Linked DNA regions of Homo sapiens: region 2 is linked to region 1. A link is an interaction called in ENCODE POLR2A ChIA-PET data of the cell type or tissue named here. Cell type or tissue: OCI-LY7. All regions are shown on one strand. Links, peaks and the distances in the headings refer to the core of each region. The heading gives the core; the rest is flanking DNA. Region 1 has its middle 45 kb from the start of LINC02937. Region 2 overlaps AUH (AU RNA binding methylglutaconyl-CoA hydratase).

Region 1 (4,399 bases), core at 178-4,177:
TGGTGTATGTCCTCACAACTCAGTTCCCCCTAAAACCAGCAACTGGAGTATAAGTGTGAAGACTCATGGTTTGATAGCAATGCTTGTCAAAAAGGGGGCAAGATGGCCTGTAATCCCAGCACTTTGGGAGGCCGAGGTGGGCAGATCACGAGGTCAGGAGATCGAGACCATCCTGGCTAACATGGTGAAACCCCGCCTCTACTAAAAATACAAAAATTAGCCGGGCATGGTGGCGGGCCCCTGTAGTCCCAGCTACTCGGGAGGCTGAGGCAGGAGAATGGCGTGAACCCAGGAGGTGGAGCTTGCAGTGAGCCGAGATCGCGCCACCGCATTCCAGCCTGGGCGACAGAGCAAGACTCCATCTCTAAAATAAAATAAAAAACAAAAAGGGGGCAAGATGTGCTCCCTGTGGGTCAAGAGTGTCCCAGACAGCTTTTGGGAAGGGTGACAGGTGTGTTGCTCTATTTGGCCCTGGTCAGACTCATCTGGATTGTTGTATTCAGTACTCAGCATTGCAATTTCAGGTGGTCATAGATTCACTCTGTAGTTTTCTGTAAAGCACACAGGAGCTCTTTGGCCAAGTTTCAGCTCCACCGAAGTCAGCGATGAGACCGTGGACAAAGTGCCTCATGTCCCTGAGCCCATTTCTTCATTTGTAGAAGAATCCAGTAGTTCAGGATGGTTTTGAAGACCCAGTCACATTGGATGTGATCTGTATAAAAGTGCTTTATGTGGTGGTCGTGTTTTATTTGTTTCATATTTCAGAAGACGGGAAGGTGGGTCTCGCAACCATGGCTGGTTTGGAGGCATGTACAAGAACCTGGGCTCTTCACTCAGGAAAAGAGAAGTCTAGGGAAACATGGTAGCTGCCTCCAGTAGAACTGCAATATGAAACAGGTCTTCAGAGGCTTCCAGGGCGAGGGGAAACCATGCAGGGCTCCTCCCCACCTCCCCACTTCTGCTTGTTGCTCTGCGCTTGTCCAGAGACAAGAGATGTTGACTAAAGTCTATGCAGGGAAGTTACTTACACCCTCCTAGGTCCAAAAGCTGCCCACTGCCTCTGGAGTGTTAGAGCAGAAAGTGGGCAGGCATGGGCAGGGCCATTGCTGCGGGAAGTTAAGAGGCACCAGAGGACAGTTCTTCCAACTTAGACGGTTTTTGTGAAGTGAAAGCAGACTGCAGGCCTCCAGCACTGGCGCAGACTCTGACTGGTGCAGGCCTCTAACACTGGCATGGATTTAGCAGATGAGAAAGATGGGTCTCCTTACAAATACTGGTCACTAGTGAGTTGGGCCTTGAGAGACAGAGAAAACAGGTATCTGCCTAAGGTGTGTCTGGTTAACTATATTGGCCCTTGAGGTAATCTACAATTTAAGGAGTTTTAGTTCCTCTAACATTTTAAGAAATCATTCTCATGTTTGAGTGCCATGTTTATAGTACCAATTTTGGGGGCCAGGGTGGGAAGATTGCCCTGAGCAAAGCTGTCCATTTTCCCATCATCTAGTTGGTTTTCATGGAGCGGCCCACCTGCTCCCCACCTCAGGAGATACTGGAGGACTCTAGCCCTGCGGTGGCTGTGGTCAGGCCAAGGGCAGGCCAGGCTTCCTTCCTAGGCTTCAGTTCATTCCCCCATCTTGCTGCCAAGGTACCTTTAGATGTTTTGGTCCCCTAAAGCATTTAAACAGACTGTCGTGTAAAATGCTGTCTGAACAAAGTCTCCCATGAACCCACGGCACAGTGTGTACCTGAACCTCCCAAGAGAAATAGTAAAATCACCACATCATCAAGTTGCAGCTCAGGGACTACGTAGCTTTAGTGGTGATGTTTGCAGGAAAAGGTTTCAGAGAAATTTGAAAATTGGCAGGTGCACTTTCTTGACCTTTCCAAAAATAGTCTGAGTCACTTTCACTTTCAGCCTTCAAACTGTGTTGAATGAAACCTTTGTGCAGTTTACAGAAAGTGAAGAACTGTTTGGCAAGAGAGAGAAGTTCGAGCTCCTAATAGCCTCGGCTGCATTGAGTAACATTTCTTTTGAGTTGTCTATTAACACTTTCCTGAAACATGCTTTTTATGACGCCTAGAACTTGTGTAAGAGTGACTGTAATTTGAGTTATTTAAAAATGTAAGTACAAGAAATGTGTCACACGCCATAAGAGCTAGGAAATGACAGCTCACATTCATCTTGGTGGAAGGAAACTCTAATTATTGGAAGATGTGATTGGAGTATTTGTTCTTAATACCTACGGTGGCTCTGTTATATGCTTGCCTAACACCAGTATTGGCTTGCAAATAACACTGAAAAGCTCCTTTCTTTTCCTCTGGTCTTTGTGGGAAGGCATGGTATGAGTCGAGATTGCTAAACCACTCTTCTGAGAGGACTCAGAGAGAGTGTTTATCCTAGACTATCCATGGCCCTGGTACTTCTGAGTTCAGTTGTGGTGTGATCTCATTAGTCCAGGCTCAGAATGGCTCGGTAACCTCAAAACTCCAAGCCCTCGGTGCTTGCTTTGCTTCCCTAGACTTGCAGCTTATGTACGCCCACATGTGCTTCATGCGTATTAAAAATGCTTGCATGTGTAGATAGGAAGATATATGTTGACTGTCCTGAAAAACTTGACATACCTAACATTTAAAATTGTTTTGAGTTTCCCCCGGGGATAAACTAGTCTTCAAATGTAAACGTGATGAGCAGCGTAGGGGCTATGGTACCAGAGAAAAGAGCCGAATCTCGGCCCTGGTCCAGCCCTACCTCTCGTGCTCTGTCACCTGCAGCAGAGGTGGAGTGGGGGCCATGTCTGTGAGCGGGACCTCATCTTGTCTATTCCTCAGACCCACCCAAGGGCAGGGATTCCCAAAACTGCTGGTACCTGTAAGAGGTATTGTATTCTTGGACTCCATTCCATAACCTCTCATCAGGATTCTGGGTTTGGAACTCTAGAATCAATGTTGAGGAAAAATAGAACTTGGCGATTTTATTTTTCTAGATATAATTCACATACCATAAAAGCCACTCTTTAAATTGTACAATTCAGTGGTTTTTTAGTATATTCAGAGTTGTACAGCCATGACCACTAGCTAATTCAGAATATTTTCATTGCCTCCCAACAAGCCTAGTACTCATGAGTAGTCACTCCCTTGCCCATTCCCTCCACCCCCAAGCCCCTGGCAACCACTAATCTACTTTCTGTCTCTATGGATTTGCCTATTTGAGACATTCATATGAATGGAATTATATAATATGTAGACTTTTGTATCTGTTTTTTTTTCATTTAGCATAAAAATTTTCAAGATTTGTCCACAGTGTAGTGTGTCTCAGTACTTCTTTCCTTTTTATCACTGAAAATACTTCATTGTATGTATATGTCATATTTTGTTATCTACTCATCAATTGATGAATACTTGTATTGTTTCCACTTTGGCTGTTACAAATAATGCTGTTATGAACATGTGTGTACAAGTATTTGTGTGGGTACATGTTATTTCTCTTGGGCATACCTACAGATGGAATTACTGGATCATATGACAACTTTATGTTTAACTTTTTGAAAAACTACAAAACCAACAAGCTGTACCATTTTGTAATCCCACCAGCAATGAATAGGGTTCTAATTTTTCCACATCTTCATCAATATTTGTTATTGATCTTTTTGATTATAGCCAATCTAGTGAGTGTGAACTGGTATCTTATTGTAATTGTGATTTTGATTTGCAATTCCCTAATGATGTTGAACAGATGTTCATATAATTGTTGGCCATTTATATAGTCTTTAGAGATATATCTGTTTTGCCCATTTCTAACTGAGCAAAACAGACAAAAATTGAGTTGTGAATGTTCTTTATGTATACTGTATACAAGCCCCTTAACAGATATATGATTTGCAAATCTTTTCTGTTCTGTAGGTTGTTTCTCCATGTTCTTGTTGGTATGCTTGGAAGCATAAAAGTTTTTATTCTGGTGGAGTCCAGTTTATTGTTTCCTTTATTGCTTGTACTTTTGGTGTCGTATCTAAGAAACCACTGCCTGATCCAAGGTGATAAAAAGTTTTCATCAAAGAGTTTTATAGTTTTAACTTTTATATTTATGTTTTTGATAAATTTTTTATATATGGTGTGAGGTAAGCATCCAGCTTCACTCTTTTGCACATTGATATCCAGCTATTCCAGCACCATTTGTTGAAAAGACTGTTTTCCCCCATTTATTGTCTTGGTACCCTTGTCAAAAAAAAAAAGTTAACTATAAATGTAAGAGTTTATTTCCAAACTCTCAATTTTACCCCATTGATCTTCTGTCTGTCCTATGCCAGTACCACACTATCTTGATTACTAGAGCTTTGTAGTAAGTTTTGAAGTTAGAAAGTGAGAGTCTGTCAACTTTTTCAAGAGTATTTTGGCTATTCTG
Region 2 (4,399 bases), core at 122-4,121, 120 kb before region 1:
GCTAAGCCAACTGACTTGGACAACTGTGACCTCCTTTTGGCCGAGGAAAATCTCAGCCATGACAGGATGGGAGGTCGGACATCTCTTGTAATACCCCCTCCCTGGAGAACTGCCATTAGGCTTTCTTTCCTGAAGGTTAAACAAACCAGCCCTTTGGAAAGACTTGCTCCACTGCTGATATCTACTGCCTGGTGCTGCCCCTGCCTTTTGTAGTTTTAACTGCTTACCAGCGTTCTTTCCTGATAAGAGAGCGAGAACCGCAGAGTGGTTCTGGGAGGTCTACGAAGGATGCACAGTGAGGGTTTTTGTGTCCTCTGCTTCACCTTTGACAGCAGAGGGCTGAAAACTCTGCCCTCGGGCCATGCTCACGCCCCCATTTTTTGTACATGACCCATGAAAGTGCATGAAGCTCAATTGTGCGCACGCATTTCTCCTTTTATAATATTCATGACTCTTAGAACTTGTTAAATATGTATATTCAGCCACCTCGTTCATCATAAATTCCACTTCCCTTTGCCTTTCCCTTGAAGTGTCTGTTTCTGGCTTCTGGCCAAAAGCTGTGCTCCCCAGCCTGTCAGTATGGCACAAGCCGCAACCATTTATGAGAAATAAAACTCTCCTTTCCAAGTTTATGAACCTCCTCATTCTTCAGTTTACACTTTTTAAGGATAGGTTTGTTTGTATGTTTTATTTATTTTTTTGAGACAGTCTTGCTCTGTTGCCCAGGCTGGAGTGCAGTGGTGCGATTTTGGCTCACTGCAACTTCCACCTCCTGGATTCAAGTGATTTTCCTGCCTCAGCCTCCCAAGTAGCCGAGATTACAGGCACCCGCCACCACTCCTGGCTAATTTTTGTGTTTTTAGTAGAGTCGGGGTGTCGCCATTTTGGCCAGGCTGGTCTTGAATTCCTGACCTCAAGTGATCTGCCTGCCTCAGCCTCCTACAGTGCTGTGATTCCAGGCGTGAGCCACCGCGCCCAGCTTGTTTTAAATGCGGTATGTTTTAATGCGGATGATTTTGAGAACCAAATCACTGATAGTGTAGGTTCCACTGGATTCATTGAAAATGGCATATGAGTTTTGTTTAAAAATGTGAGTGTTCATAGTACATTGAAATCTTTCAAACTACTTAAACTTAGATGAAAAATTTCAAATGTCAGCATAAAAATGTTCAAAGGAGCACATACTTCAAAATTCTTTTAGCAATAATAGGAACAAAAAGGTTGAAGATCACTGGCTTAAAGCATTAGATCTCAAGGGGACGTTAACACCCACTGTGGAGCCTTTTGGAATTTGAGGGACGTTTTTGGCTGTTGAAGAGCTTTATTGACATATGGTTAGTGGGGGCCAAGGAAGCTAGACATCATGCAGTGCATAACAGAGAATAGTGTGTTTTCCCATAACTTCTCTAAAGTTCATTGGAGTAGTTTACTGCAAATATAAGTATAGAAATTTAATACATACTAATCCTAAAGAATATTTAAAAGAAGGAATTTATTAAAACACTGAAATTTTAGGAGAGGGCCATTATAGTGGGTGGTGTTTAAAATATATGTTTTCTCAAAATTGTTAAATAATGTATCAATTCCATGCGTTGTCTACTTAGTGTATTATACATTTCCAACTATATATTTAAATGAAAAGAGTTTGCAGTAGATAATGCAAAAGCAATACAAGTTATTACTGGCAAGTTACATACAAATATGTAACAGGAGATATAAAGTTCATTTAAAATGTCTGAGAACCAGGTATTAAATTATTAGATACACTTGAAATACAAGGAACATATGAAATCTTATTGAATCTTATTATACTTTCTCTTAGAATAATCTCTCCTCAGATAAACCTCATTGGCTATGATACTGCCATTCACAAAGCTTATTATACATTCTCAAATAGAATGGTATTTATGACATCGAATATTGTGACATGGTCACCACCTTTAATACCCGTCTGTACTTTCTTCACCTTTTTCTCCAAAACATTTATCCCCTTCTATGTAGATTACTAATTTGTTATGTTTATTTTTTACTCTTTTTGTCTCCCTTGCTTGGAGACAGTATAGGAGGAGAGCATGGGAGGCAGGTCTTCTGAAGAGTTTGGCGTAAAAAGGAGGAAAAAATTGGCAGCTGGAGGGGGTAGGGCGTATGGAATCAGGAAACTTAAAAAAAATTTTAACTGAAGTATAATGTGGACATACAGAAAATTGCACAAATTAAAAGCACATAATTCTGTAAATTTCTACAAAATGAAGTCCCAGCACACCACAGTCGTCCCACATGTCCCTTCCTTATCATTACCCATCTCCCACCCAAAAGACATAGGCAATTATTATGACTTTTATCGCCAAATACTAATATTGCCTATTTTCAAACTTTATGTAGTTGGAATTTTGCAGGCTGATCTCTTCCATTGAACATATTTGCAGGATTCAGCCTGTACCATTCGTCTAGGAGTAGTGCAGTCCTGTTCCTTGTAGAAATATTTCATAATTTGTGTCTTCTACTGTTTGCTTGTTGTTTGAGGTGTTCCCAGCTTTTAGCTGTTTCTAATAGTGCTGCCCTGACTATGCTTGTACATGTCTTTTAGTACACATCATGCATTTTTTGTTGAGTGTGTATATTTGGAGTGGAATTGCTTTCCAAAATGATTGTACTGGTTTTACTCCTAGCAGTCTTAAGTCAGAGGTCTCATTGCTTTACACCTTCACCAATACTTTATGCGGTATCTTGACTGTTGTTGGCACTTTGCATTTTCATCTTATTAATTTTCAGAAAAATTGGGATTTTTATTGGAACAACATTTAATCTATTAATTTGGAGAGAATTTACATCTTTTAGTATGAACTATTCTAACACATGAATGTAATGTGTTCTTTTATTTGGGGCTTCTTTATTTCAGTAAGATTTTTCAGTTTTTGTGTCAAGGTCTTATGTTCCTTTTGTTAGATTTATTCTTTCACTCCTTGATTTTTGGATGTTTTGAAAGTGATATCTTTTCGAGATTTCACATTCAAATTTCTTTTGCTAGTATATAGAAATACAGTTGATTTTTGTATATTGAGCTTATATCCAGCAACCTTACTAAATTTACTTATTTTCATGGTTTGAAAATTCTTTAGGCTATTCTTCATATACAGTTATCTGCTAATAATGACTGTTTTATTATACCTTTCAATCCTTGTAAGTTTTATTTTGGTCTTATCACACTCGCTAGTACATCTGTTACAGTGTTTAAAAGTGTTAGGGAACACCCTTGTCTCTTTTCTTGGTCCCTGGGAGGAAGCTTTTAGTAATTGACTGTTAAAGATTATGTTAGCTATAGGTACTTTACAGTTACTTTTTATTATAAAGATTCCCTTTTCTTCCTAATTTGCTAAGATAATTTAATCAGGAATGAGTGTTGATTTTTAGATATTACCAGAAAAGCACAACTGATAAAAATTTATAATTTTGATTAATTTTAATCAAAATTAAAATTTGTGCTTCAAAAATCACCAAGAAAGTGAAAGGCAAGACACAAAAATGAAGAAAATATTTGTAAATCATATATTTTAGAAAGGGCTTGTATCTAAGTTATAACTTACAACTCAATAAGGAGAAAACAAATTACCTGATTTTAAAAAAATGAGCAAGATTTGAATGGACATTTCACTAGAGCAGCTGTTTGAATGGCCAGTAAGCACATGAAAAGTGTTTAACCTCATTAGTCATTAGGGAAATGCAAATTAAAATCCTTATAGGTACCACTTCACACTCACTAGAATGGGTATAATAAAAAAGACAGACAATTGTTGGTGACTAGGAAAACAGAGACCCTCATGCATTGCTGGTAGGAATGTGAAATGGTGCAGCCAACCTAGGCAAACAGCTTGGCAGGGTTTTTGTTTTTTTTTTTTCTTTTCTCCAAGTTAAACAAAAATTTACAGTATGACCTAGCAATTCTACTTTGTCTTTATCCAAGACAAATGAAAACATTTGTCCACCAAAAACTTGTAAGTGAATGTCCATATCAGCATTAGTCATAGTAGCCAAAAAGTAGGAATGATATGAATATCTGTCATCCGATGAAGGGATAAGCAAAACGTTTATATGTTCATACAGTGGAATACTTCATGCTTATAACATGCATGAACCTGAAAAGCAAGCCATATGAAAGAAAACAGACAAAAAAAGACCACATATTGTATGAATTTATTTATAGGAAATGTCCAGAAAAGACCAATTCTTAGGAACATAGATTAGTGATTACATGGTGCTGGGATGGAAACAGGGAGCAACTGCATATGGGCATGAGAGATCTTTTTGTGATAATGGAGGTGTTCTAAGATCAGATTGAGGTGATGGTTGTACAACTCTGTAAATTTAGTAAAAATCCTTGAATTCTATACTTAAAGTGGCT

Evidence for each region. ChIA-PET counts read pairs that join two places held together with the same protein. Peaks named below come from ENCODE experiments on the same cell type or tissue, not always from the same donor. Only the 100,000 strongest peaks of a DNase experiment are listed, where the experiment ranks them.
Region 2: POLR2A ChIA-PET joins it to region 1 with 5 read pairs; 5 of 35 experiments call an interaction of 5 or more read pairs at or near these places.

What each region holds. Positions count from the first base shown.
Region 1 is chr9:91,205,741-91,210,139 of GRCh38, reverse strand. No RefSeq gene overlaps it. Among named protein-coding and RNA genes, the nearest start is that of LINC02937, 45 kb to the right of the region's middle. RefSeq lists an enhancer at 1,664-1,723. In OCI-LY7, for the core only: no CTCF peak of the experiment used is centred there; DNase peaks (open chromatin) are centred at 1,239 and 1,889; H3K4me3 peaks cover 1,664 bases; H3K27ac peaks cover 2,851 bases.
Region 2 is chr9:91,328,802-91,333,200 of GRCh38, reverse strand. All of the region lies in intron 3 of AUH (AU RNA binding methylglutaconyl-CoA hydratase), which reads left to right. Among named protein-coding and RNA genes, the nearest start is that of AUH, 31 kb to the left of the region's middle. In OCI-LY7, for the core only: no CTCF peak of the experiment used is centred there; no DNase peak of the experiment used is centred there.